3 separate regions of the Homo sapiens genome follow, and regions 1 and 3 are each linked to region 2. The links are chromatin loops, found by intact Hi-C in ENCODE. Cell type or tissue: heart left ventricle. All regions are shown on one strand.

What was found. Peaks named below come from ENCODE experiments on the same cell type or tissue, not always from the same donor. Only the 100,000 strongest peaks of a DNase experiment are listed, where the experiment ranks them.
Region 1: it touches region 2 in a loop (2.9-fold over the local background); 3 of 110 quality-filtered maps call a loop at or near these places.
Region 3: a loop joins it to region 2, with 2.0 times the contacts of the local background. A loop is called at or near these places in 39 of 110 quality-filtered maps.

Annotation. Positions count from the first base shown.
Region 1 is chr15:48,798,493-48,803,492 of GRCh38, forward strand. The region is part of intron 2 of CEP152 (centrosomal protein 152); the gene reads right to left. Among named protein-coding and RNA genes, the nearest start is that of CEP152, 10 kb to the right of the region's middle. RefSeq lists an enhancer at 1-276. In heart left ventricle, a CTCF peak has its summit at 2,769 (motif pointing left); no DNase peak of the experiment used is centred here; H3K4me3 peaks cover 451 bases; H3K27ac peaks cover 427 bases.
Region 2 is chr15:48,512,088-48,517,087 of GRCh38, forward strand. It overlaps FBN1 (fibrillin 1), which reads right to left. Exons shown (of 66, transcript NM_000138.5): 11 at 4,096-4,275; 12 at 3,300-3,440; 13 at 1,462-1,581. Among named protein-coding and RNA genes, the nearest start is that of FBN1, 130 kb to the right of the region's middle. In heart left ventricle, no CTCF peak of the experiment used is centred here; no DNase peak of the experiment used is centred here; H3K27ac peaks cover 223 bases.
Region 3 is chr15:48,632,168-48,637,167 of GRCh38, forward strand. The region is part of intron 2 of FBN1 (fibrillin 1); the gene reads right to left. Among named protein-coding and RNA genes, the nearest start is that of FBN1, 11 kb to the right of the region's middle. In heart left ventricle, no CTCF peak of the experiment used is centred here; no DNase peak of the experiment used is centred here; H3K27ac peaks cover 402 bases.

The DNA of each region.
Region 1 (5,000 bases), 290 kb after region 2:
GATGAGAACAGCAGCAGCAGCAGGTGGCCTAGAAGCTCTTAAATGCTCTGATAATGTAGAAACCCGTGGGAGTCACTAATTAGTAGAGAGCCATCTAATTCCAAAGATGAAAAGATACATAATACCCTGCTCTCATACAACATCTGAGTAAAAGAAGAGTTGGAAGACTGTTTTCTATAGATAGCACATGCAAAAGCATGACACTACATCTGACATTAAATGTTTGATTTCTCTCTCCTATTATTTTCTAGAAAAAAATCAGTTTTAGCATTCTGCTTATTATATAAACTAGATAGACAAAATTAATTCATTCAAATTTCAAATGTGATAAAAAGATGAGTAAATAAGCTAGTCTGTTAGACATAATTCAATAACATTTAGGATTTCAATAACTGTCTGCTATTGTCTTTCTTCAAAACCCAATATAATAATATTACCCTAAAAATCCCAATATAATGTATTTCTTAAATTATGTAACAATTAGAAGATCAAATATTATGTTACTAAATACTTTTTAGGGAAACTGTTTCTAATTACTTCTCTTTAAGAAACTAAGCACCAGTTTAATTGACAGCTTGATTAAATCCCTCCAAAGGACATAAATCAAACCCCATAACATTGTGCAAGTGGATTTTAAAGACTTTAAATACTTTGTAAAACCTTTCAGGAAAAAAAAAATGAGATGCTCCCTGGTCTATAGCATTTTTTTTCCACTTTACCTGTCATTAGTACAAAAGAAATGGAATGTGTCCATAAAACATATCTGAGTATTATATTAAGAATTACCAAAAAAAAAAGTTTCTTAAACAAAATATGTATAGTAAAAGTTAAATAAATATATTTTATGGAAGGTCTGAAAGGAATGCCCCAAATTCTTAACTGAGCTTTGGTGAAATAAAATTTGGGAATGGGAACAGAGTATGTTGGAGGTGGGTGGGAATACTTCCTCACTCTATATTTATTTCTCATATTCACTGGATGGGTTTTTTTTAAAGGGTTTCTCAATCCATTTGTCATCTAAAGATGCAACAAGAGAAAGATATTTTCTTCAATGAAAAGTTATCTTCATCTTTAAATCTTTTAACGCTAACATTAACACACAAGACCCTCATTAAATGCTCATCTCCACATGCAAGGTACTTGAAAAATCATTTTGAGAATTAGCCATATCAGAGTTGACTGAGAGATATAAAAAACAAGAAATACAAAAGACACAACATGAAAAACAAAACAGAACACATCAACATATTTGTACAAGACATGCCTCAAATGAAAGGTAGCAAAGCAATTCTACAAAGACACAAATGCACTAGAGAAAAAAGTTGCATCTATGAGGTCTTTTAAAAGTAGCACCACTTGTTGTCTAGAATTATGCATCACTGCTTTAAGGAAAAAGACTACCCCCACATGTTACACAAGGAAAAATAAAACAAATCTTTTATACTTACATTAAGTAAAGACTCCTGAACAGAAAGAATATTTTCTTGTAAACCTTCAGTAAGGTTCAAGTACATAGCCTTAAAATTCAGGGGCGCCTTGACAGGGACATCTGAAGAGTACATTGTTTTCCCCGCACAAAAACAAAAAACTACATAATAATTCAGCAGTTATTGTAGCTTTGTGACACCACAAAATTGGCATCCACAGAGAAAAATTAATTTGAGTATAAGCAATCAGCTAATCAAAATGCTTCTGGATACATACATAAACATCAACTAGCAAAATCATCCCTATAGTATTCAGAGTCTTGCAAGATATTTTACATATATGCTAACATTTTAAAATTGATCTTCAAAAAATTTATCCATCAAGTTCTTTGGCATAGCTGGGTCATATTCCCTGGCTTCTGTAAGTTTCAGGGCAGAGAAAAGCTAAATGAAGTCCTCCTAAATAAGGCCATTCAGGAACAAAATTCCACCTCCAGTGTTTCCATTTCCCAGGATCAAAGTGTGCCCTCCTCATATACATTGTCAAATTGCCCTTTGGTCACTAACCTTGTGCAATAAAACACAAAATTGCCGTATCTAGATATGCATGTTACCAAATACAGAAATTTAGAAACTATAAATTTTCCTCATTAAAGATCTATCAAACTTCCAAATACAGATTCAAGAACAGAAATAACAATCCTTATAAGTGATAAGATTTAATACCACTCATTAATTTAAAATTCATCAGACTGCTTTTTGGCAGCAAGCAGCAATCTCAACAGGATATTACTGTGTATTAACCGAGTTTAAAAATTTAACAGATACCTTCCCTGTAAGAAAGATAATTTGCCACTCTAAGGCTTCAGTTGAAATAAATTCAGAATCATTCTATAAACTCCCCTCCTTTTCTACTTCATGTTTCTTTCTTAAAAAGAAAAAAAAAGAGAGCATTTTACTCAAAGAACTTTGTTAACAAAACACTTTGCAATAACCCATGTAGAACATACAAAAGCCTACATTCAGGGGCAAATGTAAAACAGAGAACATGTAAACCTTTTGTTAGGATTTTCAACTTAAATTAACTAAACAGATTATCTTCAGAGCCTATAATCCTCAATATTCATGAAGGCAAGAGGCCTCAAGTTACAAACCATACAATAATCTTCTCCCAAGAGAAAGGGTAGCAAATGGAATACCTAACGGTCATATTCCCTTTGAACAGGTGACCTCTTAGTACGCTTCTAAAAAGATTCTGATATTTTCAAATATGAATTATTAAATAATGCTTTCATGGATACACGCTAAATGTAAACAAATACTAGCTTTACAACTCCCTCTAGTGGAAACAAAATATCAAAATGCTTCCGCAATTACATCAAACAAGGCAGTTAAAAAGTGGAAGAAAGGCTATGCAATGGAAACCTTGCCTCTAAAATACATGATGCTGAGCTCAATGGAGCTTTATTATTCTATTAGAGAAGTACCACTATAAAAACCAAGTCAGTATTGCCAAGTGCAAGTTTCTATCTGCCACCTGCTACCTAAACCATCTACCTTTCTACTCAAGATCATTTTCAAATATGTCATCACTAAATGACCCGTCAACACTAAATGATCCATCATCAGCAAATATTATCTTGATATCATAGATTACCAAGTATTTCTGCCCCAAATCACCAGCTCCAGAATATATACACACATAAATAGATAATTTTACTATCTGGAACCAACAACAATCACAGAGCTACTTCTGGTGACACTGCAGAAAGTACATGTCTACTCCAGCTGACTGTGAGAGTCCAAAATGGCAATCTTGTTTAAGCTGTGGCTTTACCAACAACTGAGAGGCTTATAACAAGCATGCCTATTACAAAAAGACCTTTATCTGGGGCTGGGTGCAGTGGCTCACACCTGTAATCACAGCACTTTGGGAGGCCGAGGCAGTTGGATCACCTGAAGTCAGGAGTTCAAGACCAGCCTGGCCAACATGGCAAAACCCTGTCTCTACTAAAAATACAAAAAAAATTAGCCAGGCATGGTGGTGCATGCCTCTAATCCCAGCTACTTGGGAGGCTGAGGCAGGAGAATCGCTTGAACCCGGGAGGCAGCGTCAGCCAAGATCCCGTGATTGCACTCCAGCATGGGCAACAGAGCGAGACTCCATCTCAAAAAAAAAAAAAAAGAACTATATCTCTGTAATATCCAACTGTGCAATCACAAGTATAGAGACTTAGGTGAAAAGCATTTTTGCAAAGTCATATTGTTACATTATGAGTGAGTTAATACAAGAGCTTCTGAATTATTTTCTGGGACAGCTTTATAAAGAAAAGTTTGCTTTGGATGATATCTCCTTCTTAGCAAGAAGGACAAGTATTACCAGCAGCTCTCAAGTGGTACAATCAGAAAATAATGCCCTCCAGTTAGTTAGGAGAAACATAAGTAATGTGTGACAATTAATTGATATTAACTGACGATACATATCTCTATGATGTCATCACTCTCACTGATCTACACCCTAATCTGCTCTGTCGACTATTTTTAAGAGATGAGAGTTTCAGTTGAAACACTGTGAGAAGCTGTGGTTTATGTACCTCTCTACTATGCCTTTATGCCTTGACTCACAGTGGGCCAACTTTTACTAATGTACCATTAAGAGTTGTAGCACTTTAGAAATACATTATAGGACGTTTCTAAAAAATTCTTGCTTTTTTTTTTCCCAAAATATGGGTATATTTGTGATGGTCTCTGGCTTGAGATCCACTGGTCTAAATATCCTCTAAATATTGAATAAAGTATTTACTAAATCCTTTCCTTTTTCTGAATGTTAAAGGCACTTTCTCCCTTTGACCTTCAATACAAACAATGGAGAGAATAGAAATGGAAAAAGCAAAATCATAATTGTAAAGCTGCTCATTAGGATGGCATGAAGGTTGGAATGGTGTATTCATTGGGATATGGGCCCATGTGGACAAAATCCCAACTGGCACCAAAACAACAAAATTAAACACAGCTTGGAAAAACATGCTGTATTAGCAACTAGCCTTTCATCCCAGGCAGTGAAAATCAGGACTATCCAACCATGTACCAAGACAGGCTCTCACAAACCCTTAGCAGGGTAGACTATGAGTCAGATGTGGTATGCCTGGTAAGCCTTATAGCACATCATCAGGGATAAAGGCATTCCTCCCACATCAGCAACTTGAACACAAAGTGATTCACTAAGTAGAGAAAGCAATATGCATTAGCCCACTGCTAACAGTTATAACCTAGCCACAATCCCAAAGCCACAGTCCCAAAGCTACCAACCAGGTAGACAGGATAAAACAGCTTTTTTTCTTTAATCTCTTAAGGCTGTGAACCATTTGGCTATTGCTGGGTCAGGAAGACTGAGACAGTTAAAAAAAACCTTCTAGATATGCATTCAAGCTTGGGTTTGACCACCCAATTTATTACTTTAACTTGTAGTGACAAAGTATACATACAGCTGAAGATTTGTGAACAGTTCCGAAGTTTGTTACTAAAATTTGAACCTCTCTAGCCTCTCATCTCACTTTTTCCCTTGCAGCAATT
Region 2 (5,000 bases):
AGTTTTTTTCTGCTTAAAATGGTCATTTATATGTAGTGCACTAAAATACACTGGTGGCAAGAAATCTCTACGTGAGAACAAAATTCATAAATTTTGAAGCCAGTTCACTGATAAAAATTAAAACTTCTATATGTCTTCAACTCATGAAGAGCTTTTGCTAAAAGAGGCAAATAAGATTAACTCTTGTCAATGGCTACCAATTTTCTAAAGTGATATAAACCTCGCTATCTTTTACTTAACTTTTAAAAAACTTTTAAGTTTAGGGATACATGTGCAGGTTTGTTAAATAGGTAAACTTCTGTCATGGGGGTTTGTTGTACAGATTATTTCATTACCCAGGTATTAAGCCTACTACCCATTGGTTATTTTTCCTGATCCTCTCCCTCCTCCAACCCTCCACCCTCCAATAGGCCCCGGTGTGTGTTGGTCCCTTCTATGTGTCCATGTGTCACCATTTAGCTCCCACTTAAAAGTGAGAACATGCAGTATTTGGTTTTCTGTTCCTATGTTAGTTTACTAATTATAATGACCTCCGGCTCCATCCATGTCCCTGCAACGGACATGATCTCATTCTTTTTTATGGCTGCATAATATTCCATGGTGTACATGTACTACATTTTCTTTATCCAGTCTATCATTGATGGGCCCTTTTATTTAACTTTAACAGAGTATTTGCCTGTTTTTTTTTTCTGTCTTTACTGAATTAATGATACAGTTCATTTTGTGCTTAATTTAGAGATAGAGATGGAGATAGATGTTTGGGCTCCCTGACAGTGATCATTGTATCTTATTTATTTCTGTTTTAGAAACTCAGTACATAAGAGTCATTTAATAAAAGGCATATTGGGTGGCTTAATAAATTAGTTAATAAACCTGATGGGAAATTTTTTATGAGGGGACATTTATAGCAGTGCTTCTCAAACTTCAATGTACATACAGATTGCTGGGGGATCTTGTTAAAATATAGATTCTGCAATAGTATGTCTGTGGTGGAACCTGAGATTCTGCCTTTCCAAGCAGCTCTAGGAGATGCTGTTGCTGACCACACTAAAAAGCAGCAAGGGCTTAGAGTGACATCCCTATCTTTTAGAACTTTCCATTAAGAAATTAATTGCACATAATTTCAACTGAAATTTTCCTCAGTTGCTGTGTCATAAAGGACAATTCCACTCTCTACTTCTCAGATGAAAACTTAAGAGGCAATAATAGTGACGAGACAACAATACTGAAAATAAGATTTTCCTTCAGGCATAGACGCATCTTATAAAATAACTTCAATGCTTGCCAGATTTTATGACACTGTCTTTCAGAATGACAATAGGTGGAACTAAGTTCAAAAAAGCCACGGGACTGTATTAGTCTCTTCCGGCATGGGTTATTTAAACTCCATGGAACTCCTTTGAAGCCAACCCCCAGTTAGCATATATGTCCCACATTCCACGTCAGGAGCCAGGACCATACCTCGGCATTCTGTCCGCGTGAGTGTGCTCTGATATCCAGCTCGGCACTGACAGGTGTACGAACCCTGGTTGTTAATACACTCACCACCAGCACAGGGGTTTTTCTCACATTCATCAACATCTGCAAAGCACAATGTATTTTAGTGCAAAATTACATAGCAATACCTCATAATTCTAAGACTTTCTGGGTTCCTTTTATACATATAAAACATTTTCCTTTTGAGAAATAAATAACATAATAAAAGGATCTTTTTTCTTTCCACTACAATATGTCATTAGCCATTTGAAGACTGGTTGAGCAGTTAAAGTGTATTATTTTCATGTGTCATTTTGCAGAGAAAAATTCCAAACATGTAGCAACTCAACAATCTGATCTAATAAACATTTTTTCTTCCTTGAGTCTGATCTAAGAGGACCAAACAGACTAACATTTCAGAAGTGGCTTCTGGATAGGATTCCGAGTATCTCTTGAAGCTCTGTTTTTTTCCAATAAAAAGAAGGTCTAACCATATCCAAGCATTCCCTGCTGAGTTCCACTAAAATGTTAGAACAAAACATGAAGCAACTGTTGTTTAAAGGGCAGTTCTCAATCACCACAGAGTCTCCCCCATCCCCAGATGTGTTCAATACACAGGCTCACACTAGTTTTACAGTCACTTAGAATTATCAGTACATTTAGAGATAAACTGGTTTATATGACCCTACTTGTAAACAAGAGGAAGCTAAAATTTAGCAAAGATAACCCACTTGTCCACATGCTTCTTAGTGCCAGATACAGATTTGACCTCACATTCCGCAACCCTGAGTTAGATGTTCCCACTTCTACTCAGCTCTGGATGACCTCTAGAAGGGGTGTTCATATCATCAGGAAATTAAATAGTTTGGGAAAGTAAGAACTCATCATTTCTGACAAATCATAAATTTATAATTATAAAAGTAGAATTCATAACAGAACTAAGAGGTGAACTTATTTTAAAAACAAGTTGATAGGAGCTGAGTGTTCTTATCCAATCCAAAAATTGATTATTCTTTCATTACATTTCCTCCCTTCACCAGCTTAAATGCCTCATCAGCAATTTAAACTTTCTTTCTTCCATTTAAAATAACTAGTCTAAGAGAGTTGGTAAGCTACACATTTAGACTAGTATAATGTGCAAAATTCCATAATTTGGGGATATTTTTAACGCTTTCTTTTAATGGTAGGGCTTTTGGTAGGGTGTCTTAAATTGGAGTTACCAGAAATGATTTGAGTATCTTTTACAATGAAAGTTAAAAGTAACTTTAATAGGCAGAATAATGACCTCCCAAATATGCTCATGTCTTAATTCCCAGAACCTATGGATATGTTTAGCTAGCAAAGGAGAATTAAAGTTGTAGATGGAATTAAGGTAGCTAATCAGTGATCTTGAGATGGAGAGTCTCCTGGATTATACAGGTGGCCAAATGCAGTCACAAATATCCTTAAATGTGGAAGAGGGAATTGCAAGAGAGAGCCAGAGAGAGACAAAGAGATTTGAAGATGCAACACTGCTGGCTTTGAAAATGGAGGAAGGGGTCATGAGCTAAGGACACAGGCAGCTGCTAGTAGCTGAAAAAGGCAAAGAGATGGATTCCTCCCAAGAGCCACCAAAAGGAAGACAGCCCTCCCAACACCTGGATGTTAGCCCAGTAAGACTTCTGTTGGACTACTAACCTACAGAGCTGAAAGATAATTTAAATTTGTATTGTATTAAGCCACCAAGTTTGGGGTAAGTTGTTACAGCAGCAATAGAAAACCAGTAGAGTCAAGGAACAGAATTACAACAGACCCTTGGTGCCAACCTAGGATGGATCACGTACCAATACACTCCCCACGGAGGTCCAGCTGGAACCCTTTGTTGCACTCACACCGGTAACTCCCAGGAGTTGGAATGCAGCGTCCATTTTGACAGAGATAGCGGACCAACTGGCAGTAATCAGTAACGTTTACTGGCAGCACCCCTAGAAGAACATTAAGCCCCATTAAAATTATTTTAACTATGGTATCTTTCATCAGTACTTAATCTGACAATAATGAACAAGATGTTGAATCAGAAAGGAAAGAGGATACTCTTTGGGCAAAGGTCGTCTGGTGACAACAGAGCATATTTCCACCCTGCCAACAGAGATCACATTGCACTGTGAGCACTGGGGAGCTCACAACCCAGCTGCAGCCTGCTTTTCTCTGCCCTCTTCACCACCTCACTCTCAAACCTCTAGTTTGCAGAAATAACAAAGGCAGAGAGATATTGGTATTGAACTACTTATAAAACTGCCTTGCAAGCTCTGTAACCTAAAGTCTAATATTATACCTCCTCTATTAATCCTTTCTGTGAATCAGATTTAACTATCGCCCATAACTCTCCCATAGTTGCCTGAAAACACCAATAACAAAAGGACATTAATCTCTGGAGAATAGGAAGCCTCCCGTTTTTCTCTATGCAATAGGAAAATTGAGACATACATATGATATAGATATAGATAACATTATGTAAACCAAAAATTAATATAACAATTTACAAACTTATTTAATGACTAAAGTAGCATAAATAAATAATAAAAAAATGTTAACTTGAACAATGCAAGAAAAATAACTAGATGATTTTTGAATTCTTACTTGGTGGCTCCCGAGATGGATACAGATATTCCACTGGTGGTCGAGGGACCGGAATTTGAGGTCCAGGAGGAAAGCCAGGAGGAACAGGGAGAACTGGAGGAATGGGGCCAAGGGGTGGGGGAGGATATTCTGGTCTCCCAGGAATTACCATAGGAACAGAGCACAGCTTGTTGAAATCCTCTAGAAAAACACAACAAAACAAAACACAACAGCTGAGCTGTAGCTTATGATCATAGGCCCACAGAAGTCATCCTTATTTTTTTAAAGATATTTTTGAATAAAATTGATCCTCAAAATTCACAGGTCAACTGGAGAAAAGAAAAAGAACCAACTGACTGGATTCCCATTTTTAATACCTGCAGCAGCAACCACTCTGGAACAATAATTCAAATCCAAAACCATGTTCCTCCCAAAACCTCAGAGTCTTTATCTGTATCAAAATTCACCTCATGGAAAACATAAAAGTACTACTTTCTCCATCCAGTCCCACCTGTGGATTCCACAGGGCTCTACAGAATACATTAAAAAATTTGAATTTTATTTTATGCGCAGTGCAAAACCACTGGATGTCTTCAACGGGGGTGGGACATGATCAGATGACCATTTTCAGAAGATCATGCTTACAATTACAACATATGAAGAACATTACTGCGGGGAGGCAAGGCTGTTGCAGAAGACCAAGGGGGAGATGATGATGTCCGGATGGGGGAGTCAGTGATTGAATCGGACAGAAGTGGACAAATCTGAAGCACATTTTAGAGATAAATGTGTAGTGTTCAGTGAAGTAGATTTTTGAGATAAATGTATAGTGCTCAGTGAAGTAGTAAGTGTCAGAGCTCAGGACACAAGAAGTCAAGAATGACTCCTAGTTTTCTGGTTGAGCAATTGGGTGAATGTTGGTGCCC
Region 3 (5,000 bases), 120 kb after region 2:
ATATAGTAAGTCCATTAAAATTACACTTTTGAACATTTTAAAATTCAGGTTTGCCTCCTGTTTCTTAATATAATCATTTCTATGATGAGAAAGTGGAGACTGTGGTATCCAGATAGGTATGATTATCTAGATTTTTGCTTTAGCCATAAAAAACAGCCTCTTTGGATGACTCTCTGCCTCATTTTCCTTATCTGTAACAGCATTATAATCATTCTCATCATCATAGCTAAACATGTCAGGCATAGTACTAAGAACTTGAAATGTACCATCCCATTAAATCTTAGGACAACACAGAAAGATGAGTAATTTAATCGCATTTACAAGTGAAGAAACTGAGGCCCAGAGAGGTCAAATCACTCGTCTGAGGTTTCCTCCTAGAAGGTGGTGGAGCCAGGGTTTGACCCAAAGCATGTCTATTTCCACACTTCCAAACCTCCCTGAAAGTGTGGCCAAAGGTTATTAGTGATCATTGAAAATGACTCCTTGGTCCTTTAAAATATGGTCCCACAATCAATACCAGTATACCCCACTACCCACAGCCAGGCTCAAATAGGAAATAGTGTGAGGTAATTATAACATATACCCCAGCCACTAGCTCTGGGTTTTTATGACCAAACTGCCAAACATTCCTAGCCAACTCTTCAGGAAATGTTCAGGCACTTTCTCAGATTCCAGCTAAAACACCGACTATGTGACCCTGGGGAGCACAGAGCTCACAGGGTGGTAATGGGATATAAAATTTGCAAACTTGAGGTCAGTGGCCTCAACTCTGGGGTGTGAAGCACCAGCAGTCCATGAAAGATTAAAAAACTATTTGTCTACTTAAAGGCTGCACATCAAGTCCTTCACTGAAAAGCATTTGCCTACATCTCCTCAGACATTAACCCCATCAGAAAGGGAGAGAAAGATATTCCAAATGGCAGTTCTGCCTAGAATCATTGGAAAAAAAGATAATAATATCAACAAGCCCAAGACAGGGTGTTCATTCTGAAAATGAAGCATTGGGTCCTATTCAAACGCAGCTAATGCTCATAACATAGTTGTCACTTGGAGTAGGCAGATGTTTTACAGTATTACTAGGTGAGATGATATGGAGGAAAACACAAGAATTTAAGAATTTTTTTCTTTCTTTAGCATGTTTATTACATAAACTCTTAATGTATAGTTTGGATAACTGAGCCAGCAAGTTACACAACAAGAAACCAAGCTTAATCACAGACCCAGAACTGCCTTAGTTGATCCCAGGTCATTTGACTCTTTGACTGCCAATTAGAAGTGTGAGTATGTGTGTGGTGGAGGGTTGCGGGGAGGAGTCATGCTTCCGATTCCCGGAGAAGACTATTTCTCTTTTTCCAACCACCTGACTGATACCCTCATTGACAACTACCTCCCTCAAAAAGTCCCATCCCACCCAATCCTTTCTAATGTGGAGGTTCCCACTGAGAGCAGGGTAGTACTGAGGATCTAAAACTCTGCTACAGTATCACCCCTTCAGGGCTGACCGCTGAGAGAGTAATCACACTGCCTAAGATCAAATAAATGAGAGAAAGAAAACACCCATGCCCACAGGATTGATAAGGTTTGGTTATTTCAAGTATAGCAGAGAACTTGCAGATACCAGTCCACCTCTTGAGGGTGTGAACACAAAGAGGCCCAATCTATTACCCAACAACGCGCCTCTTAGGTCAGCTCTCGCTACCACGTGACTCAGCTTCCACACCTACGAACCGGAGAGGAAAATAAGCACCTTGAGCACTTGTTCCTGGACCTTCTCTGGGCCTCAGTTTCAGTATTTATACATTTCTAAAATCTGTCCTACTATAACTAATTTATAATATGAATTTTTCTAAAGATGGATGGTCTGGCTATGGAAGAAGATATAAGCCATAATTTCAATGGCAAAAATAAAAGCATTTAAAAATAAGAAGGTCCTTTAAAAGTTATTCATCAAAGGCCCAAACCTATTAGGGTCTGATTACACAATCTTACAAATTAGCACTGAATGAACAGGGGAAATGATACACAATAAACCATTAGTTACAAGAAGCAGGATGCATCAAACTTTACATAGTACCATATACACAGGTGCATACCAGACAATGGATTAACCTGCTTTTCCACTGCATTCCTCTAAATGTTTTCATACGAATCTTTTCTGGCATCCAAGTGTCTTTCTTTTATGTCCTGACTCTCCTCCATAAGCTCTCTGTCCCCTAAAAGAGGCTGATTAAGGCCACAGGTCGCCTGGTCCCAATGCTGCCGGGAGTGAAGGGGTTGTCATCAATCTCTTTCAAAACCCAGCATCTGCTCTGTCCAGCCTAGGTCCACTGGCTGGCAAGACTTTCACTCCAGAACCTTCTCCCAGCTCTCTCCTCCTGCTTCCCTCAGGCTTTCTCCTTCCTTCCCCTAACAAAAACCTTAACCCTGTTTTGCTTTTTGAACACCCCAATGTTCCCAGGTAAAAATTTTGTATTTTACTTAGACCTTGTTTACTTTTCTTAAGGTTTTAACTCTCATTTGATATTCCTATCCTCCCTATTTTATTTGCAGCACAGCTTATGAAATTACTTACAAAAAGAAGATGAAACAATGATGATGAAGAAAAAGAAGAAAAGGAAAAGATGGCAACAAAGAAGGAGAAACAGAACCGGAAAAGGAAGAAGAAGAAACCAAAAAAAAAAAAAAAAAACCACACACACACACACACACACACACACACACACACACACACACACAAAATGAAACCCTGCCTCTGGAATACATTGTCTTTATTAATAAAGATATTACCATACTTCAGTTCAAAACCATGAAACTTGACAGCAGACAATGTGTCTTTAGGGCAGACATAAATCCTGTCTCCCAACACCAACATCATAAAATGGTTGTACTATATTTGGACTTAGATGTGTTTGGATACTTATATTTGAATGTAAGTATGACTGATGGTCTAGGAATTCATAATCCTTCAAAATGTTGAACTAAACCACTTGTTTAATGGAGCAGTTCTCCCACTCTGAGCCTGCTTGCTGTCTGGAATACATCTCCGGCTGGGAATGGTGGAGATAGGGATTTTTGCTTTCTCTCTTCCGCTCTGAGGGAGCTGAATAAATAGAGTCAGTGATAACTTCAACCAAAAAAAAGTCACTTAAGTTGAAAAAGTGGTAGTCACAAGAAATTTAAATCTAGGATTTGATATAGTATAAGACACCCACAATGCAAACTTGACTATATTCCTAATCCAATTTTATTCTATTGATAATGTGGCTACTCCATTTATAAGAAAAATAGTACAGTTCAGCTCATTACAACACCAATTCTATTAGCAACTGCAACCTATTTTTACTTATTAGTATAACCCCTAATTTAAAAAATTGAGGTGGATTACACCAACAGATACATACATTTGAGGCTATAAATAGAAATTGAAAATAAAATTCCATACAGAAGAAAGTTAAAACATACCAAAGTTAATAAATTAGAGTGATTGCCCATTAAATTTATTTCATGTATAATCTTAAAAGCTGATTTTCTTAAAAGCAAATGGAAAATGGTTAGATGTTTTGAAATTCTCATATTTGAATAAAACAAAACATACTGCTTCATTAGGAACTTTCATTTTATTCCTGACAGTTGTGAGTTCTTTAAATGCAGAACTGTGGACAAACTAAGATCAATGCCCTAACATGAATCTAACAGAACATGCAAACACAATATTTATGGAGCTTTTTCATTCTGAAGTTACAGCAGCAAAATACAATGAGGCATCCTCAGTAGAGAACTAAGCCAACTGAACTTGATCAAGTTAGAATTAAAACTTAAAGTATCTGATTAGCCTTCTCAAAGATCTATTGCCTCACAGTGGTAGCTGGTCTCCAAAGATGGCTCCACTTTCTCCCCTCCCAGCAGACACATGATGCTCCTCACATCCAAAGGTAGGTCTTAATAGTCCATGCCCTTCAATCTGGATGAGGCCTATGACTTGGATGGAATTCCAGGTCATGCGATTCCAGGCTAAGTTTGAAGAAAGTCTGGTAGTTCCCACTTTTGTGCTCTTGAGAGATCCTGAACTGCCATGGAAAAAGTCTGGCTATGCTGCTCTAAAGACCATGTAGAGAGGCCACGTATAGAAAGGGGACAACCTGAGACTATATAAAGGAGAATCAAGGAAGCCAGGCAATGTCGAGGACATATGAGTCCATGTGACCCCAGCCAGCCAGCCCCCAGCCCTTCGAGTTAGCCTACGGTCAATATGTGGGATTAACACATGTGACCAGGGTCAGGAGGCTGTTGTTCAAGATCCAGCCCCAACAGACACTCACTCTGAGCAAGGCCTAGTCGCTGCATCTGGGGCTCAGTCTCCCCATTTGAAAAAAAACACATTCAATGGCTCCATCCCGGGGGCAGGTTCAGGCAGGAGACTGCATGAGAGACAGCTTTAAAACTTGGAAGGCCCCCAGCAGAGCCAGACAAGTGGCTCTTTGCTTCCTTTATTCCCCTCCTCAGTGGGTCCATTTAGATAAACCACACCCAAGTAAACAGGGCTGCAGGCGCCAGTGCCTGGTCACAGAACCAGATGCATATGTGAAGAAGTCATACTGCCTGTTCCAGCCCAACTGACATTGTGGGGCGCAGAGACAAGATTCCCCACTGTGTCCTGTCTAAATTCCTGAGCCACAGAATCATGAGAAAGAATAAAATTGTTGTTTTAAGCCACGAAGTCTGGGGCAATTTGTTACGTAGCAATAAAATAACTCAAACACTCACAAATGAAAATACTTTGTTTCATGGTAGTAGAGGGCCTAGGCCTGATCTCGTTTCCCTTTATTTTCTCTTTATGGTGCTACAATGACTTCGTGTATGGTAAGTTTGAATATATATGGAGGTGGGAGCATTCTAGGTCCTCCTCGCCTTTGTCTTTCACAACCAACTAGTCAAGTACTGTCTGCATTAACTCTGGAACCACCTGAGTCTCTTCTTTCTTCACCCCTTTCACTGAATTT